Regions from separate parts of the Homo sapiens genome. Here region 1 is linked to region 2. A link is a loop called in an ENCODE intact Hi-C map of the cell type or tissue named here. Cell type or tissue: heart left ventricle. All regions are shown on one strand. Each heading gives the region's core, and the rest is flanking DNA. Links, peaks and the distances in the headings are about the cores only.

The links. Hi-C counts contacts between places; a loop is a spot of excess contacts. Peaks named below come from ENCODE experiments on the same cell type or tissue, not always from the same donor. Only the 100,000 strongest peaks of a DNase experiment are listed, where the experiment ranks them.
Region 1: a loop joins it to region 2, with 2.6 times the contacts of the local background. A loop is called at or near these places in 17 of 110 quality-filtered maps.

The regions. Positions count from the first base shown.
Region 1 is chr5:60,646,270-60,654,855 of GRCh38, forward strand. DEPDC1B (DEP domain containing 1B) reads right to left here. Exons shown (of 11, transcript NM_018369.3): 3 at 1,129-1,264. Among named protein-coding and RNA genes, the nearest start is that of DEPDC1B, 50 kb to the right of the region's middle. RefSeq lists a silencer at 5,833-6,127. In heart left ventricle, for the core only: a CTCF peak has its summit at 3,240 (motif pointing left); no DNase peak of the experiment used is centred there.
Region 2 is chr5:60,291,884-60,300,469 of GRCh38, forward strand. It overlaps a transcript of PDE4D not described here. Among named protein-coding and RNA genes, the nearest start is that of PART1, 190 kb to the right of the region's middle. In heart left ventricle, for the core only: a CTCF peak has its summit at 3,705; no DNase peak of the experiment used is centred there.

The sequences.
Region 1 (8,586 bases), core at 102-8,101, 350 kb after region 2:
CGGTTTTCTAAGACTAGAAGAATCTACCTTTGCTTATATATTTGGTCAGGGGCTAGTACACAATATTCCACATCCTAACCTTCTTACCCTCAACTGGCAATAATAACAGTTTAGGAGGAAGAGACAAAGAGGAAGAAGAGTAGTAAGTTATAGAATGTACAGGAAAAGGGGATTACAAGAGAGTTTTAACAGAAACCTGCTCAGTCTGAACATATAAAAACAGCTGCCATATACAATTGACTCTTTGTATTTATGGGTTCTGCATCTATGGATTCAACCAACCACAGATTGAAAATATTCAGAGGAAAAAAATGGATGGTTGCATCTGTACTGAACATGTAGCATTTTCTTCTTCTTGTTATTCCCTGAACGAGGTGTCCTCAACCCACAGGCCACAGACTGGTATCAGTCCATAGCCTATAAGGAACCAGGCTGCACAGGAGGAGGTAAGCGTTGGGCAAGTGAGTGAAGCTTCATCTGTATTTACAGCAGCTCCCTGTTGTTCACATACTGCCTGAGTTCTACCTCCTGTCAGATCGGCCGCATTAGATTCTCATAGGAGCGTGAACCCTTTTGTGAACTGTGCATCTGGGGGATCTAAGTTGTGTGCTCCTTATGAGAATCTAATGCCTGATGATCTGTCATTGTCTCCCATCATCCCCAGATGGGACCATCTAGTTACAGGAAAACAAGCTCAGGGCTCCCACTGATTCTATATTATGGTGAGTAGCATAATTATCTCATTATATATTAAAATGTAATAATAATATAAATAAAATGCACAATAAATGTAATGCACTTGAATCATCCCGAAACCACCCCCACCCCCACCCCAGCAGCCCTGGTCCATGGAGAAATTGTCTTCCATGAAACCCATCGCTGGTGCCAAAAAGGTTGGGGACTGCTGCCCTAAACAATACAGTACAACAACTATTTACATGCAAGAGTGAAAAACTGCAAGAGTCATTCTTTCCTTGTTACTGGTCTCCCAGCTGTTGGCAGGTACAATTTTGTTTTAAAGTACCTTTAAATTATTGTTCATAAAGGACCACAGAAAGACCAAGCCTAGGAGTTCATGGATGATTCTCCCTGCTGCCAGCCCTTCCATCTTTCAGTCATGGCACTTACCATCACAACTGGCCTCACTGGGATGTTCTCTTGTGAAGTGCCTGGTGGGAGATCATTCCATTCTGGAAATTTAATAACATCCTTTTGGTTTGGGGGCTTCTTTGGATATGGTTTCAGGGGTGAAGAAGGAGGAAATCTAAAACCCAAGAAGAAATTCTCTATTACTGCAGTCAGTGGGAGACACAGATATTTTAACAATAGTCTCCACTTTGGTGTATCTGAAAATTTATACAATAATTTGTACAATATTTATACAATAATTACATAAATTTTAATTTTTTAAACTGCTCTATACCATACCTGATAAAGAAAAGAAAGGTGATTGAATACATATTTTTTATCAGATAATATTTTTCTGCAGTCTTGTTAGAAAAGGATACAATGCATTACATTGCACTGCAAAAGCAATGTAAGAACTCTAGTTCTTAATGTTGACATAAAAGGCAGCGGGTTGTTGACTTTTATTTTGACTTTTTATTTACTTAAGCCAAAAAAACAGCTTAAAAATCTTACCCATGTTATCCACAGAAAAAAATCATACAAATAACTAAAGACCTTATCTCAAAGCAAATGCAGAAATAAAGAATTATAAAATGTCTATAGTGTTCAAGGGAAGTTTATATGAAGGTGAATCTGGAGACTCACCAACGAGAGTACTGAAGGAAACAGAATGTGTCACCTCAAAACATTCCTCTTTGACATAATTTTTTGGGGCTAAAGGCCATTTGAAGCAAATATGGAAAAGTGCTTTGTCTTTCCTCTGTTTGCCTAAGAGCAGAGTATTATTAATATAAATACAAAAAGTCTATCTTTCCCTCTTTCCTGCCTCAAAACAGTAGGTAAATTCTCCTTTACAACCTTTATCAGCTTAGAGACTACACCAGAGGCATCTAAGCAGACTTCATTAGTTTCCCCATAAATTTACCTTCCCACACCTTCCTGCCTTTGGAAGCCTTAAACTGCTTTCATGTGTCCTGACGCTTCTCTAAAATTTATTGCTCTTTGTTGAAGACCATATAAGCTGGGACTCTAAGGCACTGCATCTAGTTATTTTTCTCCCACGGGATGTGCACTGCACACATTAACAAACTTGCTTGTTTTTCTCTTGTTAATCTGTCTTTTCTTGCAGGAATATGTCCCAAGTATGAACTTCTGAAGGTTGAGGAAAACTATGATTTCTCATCTTCAAATAGAGAAACATTTCAAAAACAGTCGCAATAGATTTGAAAAGGAATGACAAGTGGAGAAAAGTTGCATTTCATCTTTTCTGAAAAGAATATCCAATAACTATTTTAAACATCAGTTTTGGGTCAGTTAAAAAAAGAGAGTTCTGGAAATCAGTAAATTAAGTTAAAGATAGTTTAAAGTTTGGTAATCAAGTTACCAAGGCAGGTGTTCCCAAAAGATTCCAAAATATAAACTAAATGAATCTCTATAGCCAAAGCATCTTTCTTTATAAATAAAGGGTGGCTTATAAAAGTCCAATTTTATTTCCTACAAGTCAACAATCCCAACAAATGCCCATTTCCAGACAAAGTACAGCATTTATGCATATGTATGTGCACATATGCTCACATACAGGTAGGATATTGAATGTAATTGCCGGAGTTCACAGATCACCCACTTCTCAGTTCATTCAAAACTAAACGCAATCCCTACTCCCATCCCACCACTAATGCCCTCTGTTTATTCTCCCACTTCATTCCCTCGACTATGGCATAAAAATTTTTGGACCTGAATTCCAGGCTTTCTCACAAACTCTCTATGTGTCTTTTGGAAAGTATAAGTCTCTCTAAATAATAATTTATTTATTTGTCAAATGAAGGAATTAAATTGGATGACCCATAAATTTTCTCCTAAGTTCAAAAAGATGCTTCTTATATTCCCATAACCAGAAAAAAGTAGTATCTTCCAAAGACCAAAACAGAATTTGTTACATGCAAAACTGTGACTGAAGAAATACCAGGAAATCACCTTTTTCCTCCACACTAAGAAGATGAGATCTTTGCTGTCAGTAATATCTGCAGTTACCAATAGAAGGTGTGCTATCTATTTTCACAGCAGTCTGACAACTTTGTCTGAGAAAAAATGCAGAAGAGCTCCCTCCAGTGGAGTACTTCTATTTCGGGCATTGAAAGTTAGCAATTTAATCCTAATATTTTAATAATGTAATATTTCACCTGTTAAAGATGATCCAGTTCAAATGCCACATTTTTCACTCAGAGAAATTAAGGCTCAAAAGAGGAAAGCAACTAATTTAAAAGCCTCACAACTGGCCAAGAGAACAAACCATCTTACACAAAGGATTTGCAAGCCTTTTATTAAGAAAATTATAAAATTTTTACACAAAAAAAAGACAGTGTGCCCCCCTAAAAAGAAAGAAAACTATAAAATTTTATTGAAAGACATTAAAGAAGAACTAAATTGATAGCTATATTATGCTGGTGAATAAGATTCTTTCTTAAACTCAGGTTCAAGCAATCCTCCTGTCCTTCTGTTTCAGCCTCCCAAGTAGCTGGGATTACAAGTAGTTGCCACTGTGCGCAGCTTGGTGAATAAGATTCCATATCATACAATGTTAATTTTCCCCCATGAAGATACATAGTTACAAAGAAAATTTAATAAAAATATTAATATAAAAATTTTTATGAAACATCATAAACTTATTCCAAACCAGGCACGGTGGCTTACACTTGTAGTCCCAGCTACTCGGGAAGCTGAGATGAGAGGATCACTTGAAGCCAGGAGTTCAAGACCAGCCTGGGCAATAAAGCAAGACCCCCATCTCTAAAGTAAAAAAATAAGAAACATGATCAACTGATTCTAAAATTTATATGAAAATGCAAAGGCCCAAAAATAAGACATTCTTAAAGAAGAAAAACAAAGTGAGGTGACTTGTCCTATCAGATATCAAGGCTAACATAATACGGCAATACTGATGGCAGAGACCATAGTTCCTCAAGCTCCGCACTGTTGACATTTAGGGCCGGATAGTTCTTTGTTGTGGGGAGCTGTCCTGTGCACTGGGGGATGCTGCTAAGTGCAAAGCATCCCTGGCCTCTACTCACTGGATGTTAGTAGCACCCTACACACAACACACACACCTGTTGTGACAACAAAACATTTCTCCAGACATTGCCAAATGTCTTCCGCAAAATGGCCCCCAGTTGCGAATCATGGGCCTAAACAAAGACAATTCAAAACAAATACACACTACTCTTTAGAAACATGATTTATGATAGAGCAGACATTACAGATCAGTGGGAAAGTATGGACTGTTCAATAAATAGTACTGAGCCAACTGGTTATCCATTTGGGAAAAATGAAATTGCATCCCGGTTCAGCCTGCCATATTTCCAAAGGTGTTTACAATCATACCTCCTAACCATATGCTCTTTTGCAATATGATCTTGCCACTACTGTATCAAGAGGCAGAATGTCTTTCTCTACCCTCTTCAAGTCTAGGTGAGCCCTGTCTAACTGCTTTGATAAATACAATAAGGAAGAAGCACTAGCCTAACTGGCTAGAACTCTCTTCCTGCCTCTTGAAACTCTCACTCTTGTATAACTCATTATTATGAAGCTCCCTCTTGGAAACCAGCCATCTTATAAGAAGTATGACTACCGTGAGCCCACCATGTTGTCAAATACCTAAGCAACAGGAAGAGGCCCTAGAAGATGAGATACTGCAAGGAAATAAACTGAGGTAAAGGAGCACCAAAATTCCAGATCTGCAAATAAACAAATATTCCTGGAGGTGGATTCTCTAGCCTCAGCAGCCGCAGCTGATGCCCACCTAAGCAACCTTCCAAAATTCCTGATCCACACAATTATGTAAAAACTACAATGGGCCGGCACAGTGGCTCACACCTGTAATCCCAGCACTTTGGGAGACCAGGGTGGGTGGATTGTCTGAGGTCAGGAATTCGAGACCAGCCTGGCCAACATCGTGAAATCTCGTCTCTACTAAAAATACAAAAATTAGCCGTGCATGGTGGCGTGTGCCTGTAATTCCAGCTACTCGGAAGGCAAAGACAGGAGAATTGCCTGAACCCAGGAGGCGGAGGTTGCAGTGAGCTGAAATTGCACCACTGCACCACTTCAGACTGGGCAACAGAGAGAGACTCCACCTAAAAAAAAAACAAAAAAAACAAAAAAAAAACTAAAAAAAACTACAATGGTTATTTTAATCCAGTAAGTTTGACATAGTTTTATTACACAACAGATAACTAGAAAAGAAATGTGTGGTATCTGCAACAGGATCGGGCAGTGAAATGGATGCATGAAGGGCCTCAGATGGACTTCTTAATAGAGGTTGAAAGAACAGTAAGGAAGTTGTTGTGAAACAGTATGGAAGGTGGAGAAAAAAATCTGTGTTGCACAGTGGCATAAATTTCAGTACAACTGTCACCTGTGGTAATAGGGAAACTAGAAAAGGTGGATCTGGTGAACAAATTTCCCAGGATGAATGATGAAAATGACAACTGGTTTCTTTTATAACAGCTGCAATAACCAGGTGTGGATTGTGCCAATTTAAGAATGATGAGGTGGATAAATTTGAAAAGAAGAGCTTTATTTCTCATAAAGGGTTTCAGCCTGTATGCTGGCCATCCCACAGGATGGGAAACAAAGCCTCCAACAGCAGCTGAGAGCAAGCACTTTGAGGGAGGGGTAAAGGGAACAGGAATTTATGCTGAGTGAGGTAGCCAAATATGCATATTTAATAAGCTAAAGGAAGAGTCATGAATATTTATGAAAGAAGAAATATGCACATGTGCAATTGCGCTTCATGCACCTTTCATGGGTTGCATGTTCAAAAAATGGTGGCATTAGCATGATCTGAAAATGGAGTTTTCAGCCCACTGATGTCAAAAGATGAAGCAGAGGACACAAAACCATCACCGTGTATCCTCCACCAGTCAGCCAAAACCGGTCTGGAGATGGTGGTCAGTTTTTAGCAAGGGATGTATTGTGAAATTGCAAAAAAAGTAGGAAGAGTCCAGTCACAGCCTCAGATGATTGGCTTAAGATGATAAAGCAATGAGTCATCTGTTTCTTGTTCTCCAGAGCTGGTTTCTGTTTATTTCTTAGGAAAGAAATCTGGTTAAAGGTTACTAAGGAAGGGACATACTGAGGCTTGTCCAACCCCCTATCCCATCATGGCTAGGAACTCAGTTTATAAGGTTTCTTTTTTGTAGAATCCTTTTTATTTATTTATTATTTCAATAAGTCTTGAGGGACAGGTGGTGTTTGGTTACATGAATAAGTTCTTCAGTGATGATTTCTGAGATTTTGGTGCACCCATCACCCGAGCAGTGTATACTGTAACCAATGTATAGTCTTTTATCCCTCATCACCCTCCCACCCATTCCCCAAGTCCCTAAAGTCTATCATATCATTCTTATGCCTTTGCATCCTCATAGCTTAGCTCCCACTTATAAGTGAGGACACGCAATGTTTGGTTTTTTATTCCTGAGTTACTTCACTTAGAATAATGGTCTCCAATTTCATCCAGATTGCTGCAAATGTCATTATTTTGTTCCTTTTTATGGTGGAGTAGTATTCTATGGTGTATATTTATACACACCATATTTTCTTTATCCACTCATTGATTAATGGGCATTTGGGCTGGTTCCATATTTTTGCAACTGCAAATTGTGCTGCTATAAACATGTGTGTGCAAGTGTCTTTTTCGTATAATGACTTCCTTTCCTCTGGGTCGATACCCAGTTGTGGGATTGCTGGATCAAATGGCAGATTTACTTTAAGTTCTTTAAGGAATCTCCATCCACACTGTTTTCCATAGTTGTACTAGTTTACATTCCCACCAGCAGTCTAAACGTGTTCCTTTTTTGCCACATCCATTTCAACATCTTTTTATTTTTAATGGTCATTCTTGCAGGAGTACAGTGGTATCACATTGCGGTTTTGATTTGCATTTCCCTCATCGTTAGTAATGTTGACCATTTTTTCATGTGTTTGTGGGCCATTCGCATATCTTTTTTTGAGAATTGTCTACTCATGTCCTTAGCCCACTTTTTGAAAGGATTGTTTGTTGTTATCTTGCTGGTTTGATTGAGTTCCTCGTACATTGTGGATATTAGTCCTTTGTCAGGTGCGTACTTTGTGAACATTTTTCTCCTACTCTGTGGGTTATTTGTTTACTCTGCTGATTATTTCTTTTGCTATGCAGAAGCTTTTTAGTTTAATTAAGTCCCATCTATTTATTTATTTGTCTTTGTTTTGTTGCATTTACTTTTGGGTTCTTGGTCATGAAGTCTTTGTCTAAGCCAATATCTAGAAGGGTTTTTCTGATGTTCTGCGATTTTTATGATTTCAGGTCTTATATTTAAGTCTTTAATCCATCTTGAGTTGATTTTTGCATAAGGTGAGAGATGAGGATCCAGATTCACTCTCCTACATGTGGCTTGCCAATTATCCCAGCACCATTTGTTGAATAGGGTGTCCTTTCCCCACTTTATGTTTTTCTTTGCTTTGTTGAAGATCAGTTGGCTGTAAGTATTTCACTTTATTTCTGGGTTCTCTATTCTGTTCCATTGCTCTATGTGCCTATTTTCACAGCAATACCATGCTGTTTTGGTGACTATAGGTTTATAGCATAGCTTGAAGTCAGGCAATGTAATACTTCCAGATTTGTTCTTTTTGCTTAGCCTTGCTTTGGCTATGTGGGCTCTTTTTTGGTTACACATAAATTTTAGGATTGTTTTTACTAGTTCTGTGAAGAATGATGGTGGTATATTAATGGGAATTGCATTGAATTTGTAGATTGCTTTTGGTAGTACAGTCATTTTTACAATGTTAATTCTACCCATCCCTGAGCATGGAATGTGTTCCATTTGTTTGTGTCATCTATGATTTCTTTCAGCAGTGTTTTGTAGTTTTCTTTGTAGAGATCTTTCCCCTTCTTGATTAGGTATATTCCCTAAGTTTTTTGGTGTTTTTTTTTTCTTTTTTTTTGGTGGGGGGTACTATTGTAAAAGGAATTGAGTTATTGATTTGATTCTCAGCTTGGTCACTGTTGGGTTATAGCAGTGCTACTGATTTGTGTACATTAATTTTGTATCCTGAAACTTTACTGAATTCATTGATCAGTTCCAGGAGCTTTTTGGATGAGTCTTTAAGGTTTTCTATGTATACGATCATATCATCAAGAAACAGTGACAGTTTGACTTCCGCTTTACCAATTTGGATGCCTTTATTTCTTTCTCTTCTCTGCTTGCTCCAACTAGGACTTCCAGTACTATGTTGAATAGAAGTGGTGAAAGTCAGCATCCTTGTCTTTTTCCAGTTCTCAGGGGGAATGCTTTCCACTTTTCCCTGTTCAGTATAGTGTTGGCTGTGGGTATGTCATAGATGGCTTTTATTACCTTAAGGTACATCCCCTCTAGGCTGATTTTGCTGAAGATTTCAATCATAAAGTGATGCTGGATTTTGTCA
Region 2 (8,586 bases), core at 375-8,374:
ATTTGTATGCAATATGGGAAAATGACCAATACAATAAAAGAATGGTTAAGTAAATTAGGATATATAATTCATATAATACACATAATAGAGACACATTATACAGACTTTTTCGTTACATAGGGAAACATTCCTGTTAAGTAGAAAAGTAGGATTCAACATTCTAGATATAACGTCAGACTCTGTGTGTCTGCATGTGTTTGTTCATGTTCATACCCACAAGTGCATATTGAAAACTACATTTTGAAATAACTATCTCTATAGACATTATTTTTCTGAATAGAAAAACACATTATTTAAAGAATAAAATTTTTACCGTTTTCCAATAATACCATGCAGCCAAAACAAAATATCCTTTTGGTCTCACTAAGTATGGTTTACAATAACTGAGGATTATGAGAGAATCCACAGAGGGTCTAGGCATGGCTAAGTAAAGCCTGTCTTCACTGTATACACACTATTCATTTAAACAAAGTTGAAAGCCAAACATTTCGAGACATCAAATAACACTTAAGACTTAGATCCATTTGGTATGCGAAATACATATTGTTCTTTTGTACTTAGCTCTGCCAAGAATCTTTATTGATTAACTTGTAAACCTTAAGAGAAAATGGTATACATCTGAAACAATATAAAACACACTTCTTGCCAAAGATCCTACAGTCCTTCCAAACAAGTCTAATTCTACTGAATGCTTTAATTAATTCTATCAAACATTCATAACTTTTGCAGTGAAGAGTTATGAAGGCTATTTCTTCCAATTCTAGAGTTTGCAGATTTAATAACAAAAAGTATATGTAAAATATTTTATTCTTAAAATGTAGATGTGTTTCTAATTAGACGAACAGGTCCTCTCCCCCTTCCCCAACAAAAGATATTGCAGAGACTGGTACTGTCAACGAATTGAGTAATACCATTTATTAATACCAGTAAAAACAAAAACTTCAATTACTCTCAATTCTAAGACTAGTTTCCATAATCATGTTGTTGTTGGAACATATGACTAATTTTGAACTATCTCCTCTCTATTATGACATGGTCCAAAATGGTAACAGGTCCTTGTTTGATCATGTATATTGGAGAACTCTAAAGTTTCCTTATGAAATATTTATTTTCAAGAGTGTAAATTCCCCCCTTTTTTTTTTGAGACAGTTTCACTCTTTCACCCACGCTAGAGTGAAGTGTTATGATCTCGGCTCACTGAAACCTCTGCCCCCCCAAGTTCAAGCAATCCTCCTGCCTCAACCTCCCCTTATCAGAAAAAAAAATTGATGAACTATTTCATAAGCCACCCCTGTTGAAGAGTCATTAGAAGGATTCCTGAACACTGACTACCAATTTACTTAAAATACTTAAAAAGATGTAACGCGGCCGGGCACTCATGCCTGTAATCCCAGCATTTTGGGAGGCGATCACAAGGTCAGGAGATCAAGACCATCCTGGCTAACACGGTGAAACCCCATCTCTACTAAAAATACAAAAAATTCGCCTAGCATGGTGGCACACGCCTATAGTCCCAGCTACTCGGGAGGCTGAGGCAGGAGAATCGCTTGAACCTGAGAGGCGGAGGTTGCAGTGAGCAGAGACGGCGCCACTGCACTCCAGCCTGGGTAACAGAGCGAGACTCTGTCTCAAAACAAACAAACAAACAAAAAAAAGATGTAACCCACATCCTTATGATACAGAACATTTCCATCTCCCTAGAAAGTTCTCTCATCTCTCTGGTCAGTCTTCCCTTTCAGAGGCTAACCTTTTTCCCTTTTTCTAACCTAAGTTTTGTTCTAGAACTTCCTAGAAATGGAATCATACCACATGTATTCCTTTTTGTCTCGATTCCTTGACTCAGCATTTTGTCTGTGAGAGTCACTCATTTTGTTGCAGGTATCAGTAGTTCATTCATTTTTGTTGCGGAGTAATACTCCATTGTATAACTGTGACAAAATTTGTTTATTGATTCTCTTTTGATTAATATGTGGGTTTATGAATATGTGGGTTTATGAATATTTTAACAAGTATTTATGTATGATATAATTTTTTATGTGTAACATAAAATTTGCTTCTGGGTAAACAATAGGAGTGGAATTGCTAGGTCAAAGGGTAGGTGAAAGTAACATTTTATTATCTGCAAAACATTTTTCAAAGTAGTTACAACATTTAATTTTCCTATCAACAAGTGTAAGAGTTCAGTGGTTCTAACTCCTCACCAGTATTTGGTGTTTTCAACCTTTTTAATTTTGTCCTTTCTAGTGGATGTGTGGTGGTATTTCTTTGTGGTTGTAAATGCATTTAGCTGAAGCCTAAAGATGTGGAGCACTCTTTACTGTGTTCATTGGCCATTTGTATATTTACTTTTGTAAAGTGTCCCTTGAAATGCTTTGCCCATTTTTATTGAGCTATTTTCTTTGGTCTTTATCTTATTAATGTAGATGTGCTTTATGTGATATTGATTAAAGTCCTTTGTCAGATATGTTTTACAAATATTTTTGTCCTGTTAGTGGCTCTCTTACTCATTTACGTATGTCTTTTGATGAGCAGTCTAATTTACCAATTTTGAGGGTTATAATTTTCTGAATCCTGTCATGTTCTGTTCTTGAAGTATCAGAGTTTTACCTTTGCTTTTAGGTCTCCAATCCATCTTGAATTGATTTTTGTCTGAGGTGTGAATTTAGGGAGTGAAAATTTATTTTTTTCCCATATGGATATCAATTTATTCCAATTTCATTTATAAATAAGCCTCTCCATTCCTTTATTTAATTGCTTTGGTGTCTTGAAAAAAATCAATTTACTTTATAAATGTGTGTCTATTTCTGGACTCTTTTATTTCCTTCATTTATTTGTCTATCCTTATGTCAAAACCTCATAATCTTTAATACAACTGTATTTTTACAGTTATAATACAACTATATTTTATAGAGTCAGGTAGAATTGCTGTTGTTTTTCAAGATTATTCTGACTATTCTACCTTCTTTACTCTCCCATATAAATTTTAGAATAAGCTTGTCAATTCCTATAAAATAAAAGCCATTGTGATGAAGATTAAGATAAATTTGAATATATAGATTAATTCAGGAAAAATTAATATCCTAAATTGTTATTGAGTCTTCTGATCAATGAGCAAAGTATATCTCTCCATTTATTGAAGTCTTCTTAAATTTATCTTGGTAAATTATAGTTTTCAGTATAAGAATTGTGCACATATTTCATTAAATTTGCTACTAAGTATTTTCTATTTTCTGGCATTATAAGAAATGAAATGTTTAAATATTTAGTTTTAATTGTCCATTGTATTTATAAACATGATTAAATTTGTATTGACTGAGATACTGAGACCTTTCTAAACTCACTTATTGGTTCAAGTCCCCTTTATGGAAGCTATTCCTTATGGTTATTTAAGTATCTGTTTATGTCATACGTGAATAAAAGCTGCTTTACTTCTTGCTTTGCAAATTGTATGAGTTTTAATTATTCTTCTTGCACTGTTGCTAAGACCTTCAGTAAAATGTTGAATAGAGATTTGAGAACAGTCATTACTACCTTGTTCCCAATCTTATGGGAAAAGCAGTCTTTCATCTTTAATTATGATGTGAGCTGTTGGGCTTTTATGTAGATGGCTTTTATCAAATATTCCTACAGATGACTCCTTGCTGGGATGGGAGGAGGTGCTGTCCCGTGCACTGCAGGATGTTTAGCAGCAACCCTGGCTTCTACCAACTAGATGGCAGTAGCACCCTTCCTCTAGCTGTGACAATGTCTCCAGACGTTGCCTAATGTCCCTATGGTCAAAGTTGCCCCCAGTTGAGAACCACTGAGCTAAACTGAGGCAGCAAGTCAGGCACAAACACAGGAGATTACAGCTAACATCATCAGGCAGCTGCCTGAATGGGGACTTGAGTTTTCTGAGCTGCAGACTGACTTGCTTGGTTCACCTATGTCTTTAGATCCCCTTGCCTATTAAAAGGCTGTCTTAGTCCACCTGGGCTGCCATAAACAAAATGCCACAAACACAATGGCTTATAAACAACAGTAATTTATTTCTCACATTCTGTAGACTGGGAAGTCCAAGATCAAGGAACCAGAGAATTTGATGTCTAATAAGGGCCAGCTTCATCATAGATGGCACCTTCTCACGGTGTCCTCACATGGTGGAAGAGTTAACGGAGATCCCTAGGGCCTCTTTTATAAGAGCACCAGTCCTATTCATGAGGATCACCTAAACACCCCCTAGAGGCCTCAACTCCTAATACAATCACCTTGGAGGTGAGGACTTCAACATATGAATTTTGGAGGGACACAAACATTCAGACCATAGGAGAGGTTCTGACCCATTCTTCTGGGTACAATGCTTACATAAAATAGGAACATTCAGACTCAGGACCCTGAAGATACTGCAATAGCACCCTGGGGAGGAAGTATTCTTGGGCCTCTAGGCTTTCCATAGATGTCAGAGATGGCACAGAATGACAGCAGCCTAGTCTTCATCTCCTTTATTTGTTTTTTCCTGCACAATTAGAGAAAATGTCTTGAGGTACCTTCTTACCTCCAATGCAGCTATTATTCAAAAAAAAATGACTGGGTAAGCCTCCTTTTAAGAAGAGCCATATTTTTACACACATACGTATCCACACACACTTTCTTTCTAATAAGTACCATAAGTGCTTTCCAGTTGTAATAAAAGTTGACAAAGTTGGCGTATTTAAATTGTACAATGAGTCAATGTTTTCCAATCTCCTTCCCTCATGCTATTGCAAAAGACACATGCACGTATATGTTTATTGCAGCACTTTTCACAACAGCAAAGATTTAGAACCAACCCAAATGCCCATCAATATTAGACTGGATAAAGAAAATGTGGCACATATACCATGGAATACTACGCCACCATAAAAAAGAATGAGTTCATGTCCTTTGCAGGGACATGGATGAAGCTGGAAACCATCATTCTCAGCAAACTAATACAGGAACAGAAAACCAAACACCACATGTTCTCACTCATAAGTGGGAGTTGAACAGTGAGAACATATGGGCACAGGGAGGGGAACATCACACACCAGGGCCTGTCGGGAGGTGGGGGGCAAGGGGAGGGATGGCATTAGGAGAAATACCTAATGTAGATGATGGGTTGATGGGTGCAGCAAACCACCATGGCACATGTATACCTATGTAACAAGCCTGCACGTTCTGCCCATGTATCCCAGAACTTAAAGTATAATTTATAAAAAAAGGTTTGAGTATTTATACATTGAATGAAATTTGAATATTGGAAAAATGTACCTGCTTCTCTTTTTCAAATATTTTTGGTATTAATAAGATTCAAAATAATTTAAAAGCAACTTTTCTCATCAAGTATTTTCAAAATTCATAGATACTAAACCTTACCCTTCTTGGGTAGGGTTTGCCAAGTTTTGTGACATTAGAACAGGCTGGTAACAAGGAGCCTAGGCAAAAACAGAAATATAAAGTAATGAAAGCTACAAATATGGAGAAATATTAATCACTGGATAATTTTCTAAGATCCACTATGAATAGAACTGATTAATAACAGAAGGGAGAAAATACTCTGAAATTTAAAGGGTTTGAAGAAATAAGCATTTACATGGAATTCAATATATCGAGAAGTATGTTATGGTTACCAAACATGCTATAAATCTGGACATCATCTCAATTTCATCACCAAAACATTTTTAACTCAATCTTCTGGGAGAAATTTCTTTCATTTCATTTTATTATACATTCTATCCAATTGTATAATCAAAACACAGTTCCAATTACTGAAATACACTTTATAATAAAATTGCTGGTATTATCCTATAACCAAAGGTTAGTAGGTTGACCTCCAAATAAAAAGGCAAAGTGTTTTGATTCATAAATGAGAATTTCTATTCCCAGCCACTTATACAGGAAGTGCCAATAAGATTTCATTGTGGAAATGTTAACACAATATAACTTCTTTGCATGCTTAATTTAGCACAGCCAAAGAAGAAACATCTTCAAGATGTTCCAAGTGTGGGGCCCACTCCAATTGTAGAAGACTCATGTTTATGGATGTGATTAACAAACTGCCAGTGCATTCAGCTGTGGCGTAGAATTTTTAGCTACTTCAAATGTGCATTCAAAATAATGTATTTCTCAATTATCAAATTCTTTTTGTACTTTCAGATAATCCCTCTACTTGAGCAAAAACTATGAATTCATCATTTGGCTGTGGTTTACATATAGTTTGATGATTCTTTTCTATCTTACCTTAAATCAACAAGCATCTACCAGAAAAATAAAAAAAAAAAAGATTACAGGAAAAAATTCCAATTAACTTATCAGGTACAGAAAATTTATTTGCATTAAGCATGTTATTTTTCCTCAATCTCTCCTGTTTATGACTAACTGCATACCATTCAACTAACATAAAAGTGTTTACTAAAAGATCAGAGAAGTTATCCACCTTCATAGCCATTTGGAAGAGAAAAAAAATCTTTCTACTCTTTCCAAAATGGGTTATAAACACATCCCTAGAGAAATTTCAAATGAATGTATTCCTCTGCAATTTGATTCTGCAAAAAAATGTATGCAACTGAAAATTACACACAGAGAATATTTAAGTCATGACTATGGAAAAACAATTACTATATTTGGATACACAAATTAGGCAACTAATTATTTCAAAAATGCAATCATGCACACAAATAGATATTCACTAATTTCCCTCCCACTCTAATCCCTTAACTTCCTTCTGTGTTTTTCACATCAATTTTAGCTCTCCTATCATTTTTTTCTCTACTAAGAACGATTTGTGAAATGGTTTTTTATCTTCCACTAATATGTGCAATTCAATTATGTTTTCCTGTCAATGTATCCATCAATGAGGATGATTAACATCCATTATCTGACCCTTCATTTTCTATACGACCTTTGCAAATCAGTGGCATAAAAGAAATTCTTGTTCTTTGGTTTGTGTCAGCAATAACAACAAGAGAAACATACCAAATATAAGACATTAGAAATATATCACAGTAAATTCAAACACAGTGCGATTCTGTTATATTTCAACAGTCACCACGGAACTTTGAAGTCTCTGTTTCACTTATTCTTTTGAGGGATTCTTATCTCAAAAAAAAGGAAGAAAGGAAACAATTGAAAGTTCATACTTTAATATTAACTACTGGATTGTGTCTTCATTCCAAGTGGAGTCGGAAATTTAAAAATCAAATAATTAGCACACAAGCTCTAAATAAAAGTAAAATTAGGTTTTTTTTCAACCTTCTGATAGGAATTTTAGGTTCAAAATAGCTTCTGGCTAAAATCATGTAATGCTGCTGTGACCAACTTGTCACTAAAACCATTGAAGACAGCCTTTAAAACCAAAAGTAATGGATAATCAATTCCATAATCTTAAGAGAAAAATAGGTTCTAACTTTGAAACCGTAAAGGGAATTTAGTTATTCCTTGGCATACCCAGCTTTCACTTCCAATTGACTGGCTCATAGGTATAGAAAACTAAGAACATATCCTTCTTTTGTTTTTTCCTTCAACTTTTAAGTTCAAGGGTACATGTGCAGGATGTGCAGGTTTGTTACACAGGTAAACATGTGCCATGGTGGTTGCTGCACAGATCATCCCACCACCTAGGTATTAAGCCCAGTATACATTACCTATTATTCCTGATACTCTCCCTCTCCACAAGCCACCCCACCCCCACAGGCCCCAGTGTGTGTTGTTCCCCCATGTGCCCATGTGTTCTCATCATACAGCTCCCACTTATAAGTAAGAACCTGTGGTGTTTGGTTTTCCGTTCCTGCATTAGTTTGCTGAGGACAGTGGCTTCCAACTCCAACCATGTCCCTGCAAAGGACATGAACTCATCCTTTTTTATGGCTGCATAGCATTCCATGGTGTATATGTTCCATATTTTCTTTATCCAGTCTATCATTGGTGGGCATTTAAGTTGATTCCATGTCTTTGCTTTTGTAAATAGTGCTGTGATGAACATACACATGTATGTATCTTTATAATAGAATGATTTATATTCCTTTGGGTATATAGCCAGTAATGGGATCTGGCTCAAATGGTATTTCTGCCTCAAGGTCTTTGAGGAATCGCCACACTGTCTCCCAAAACAGTTGAACCAATTTACACTCCCACCAACAGTGTAAAAGCATTCCTTTTTCTCTACAACTTTACCAGTATCTGTTGTTTTTTTTATTCTTAATCACAGCTGTCCTGACTGGTGTGAGATAGTATCTCATTGTGGTTTTGATTTGCATTTCTCTAATGACGTGATGCTGAGCTTTTTTTCAGATGCTTGTTGGCTGCATGAATGTTTTCTTTTGCAAAGTGTCTGTTCATGTCATTTGCCCACTTTTTAATTGGGCCATTGGTTTATTTCTTGTAAATGTGTTTAAGTTCCTTGTAGACTCTGGATACTAGACTTTTGTCAGATGGACAGATTGCAAAAATTTTCTCCCATTCTGTAAGCTGTCTGTTCACTCTGATGATAGTTTTTTTTTGCTGTGCAGGGGCTCTTTAGTTTAATTAGATCCCATTTGTCAATTTCTGCTTTTGTTGCAATTGCTTTTGGCATTTTCATCATGAAATCTT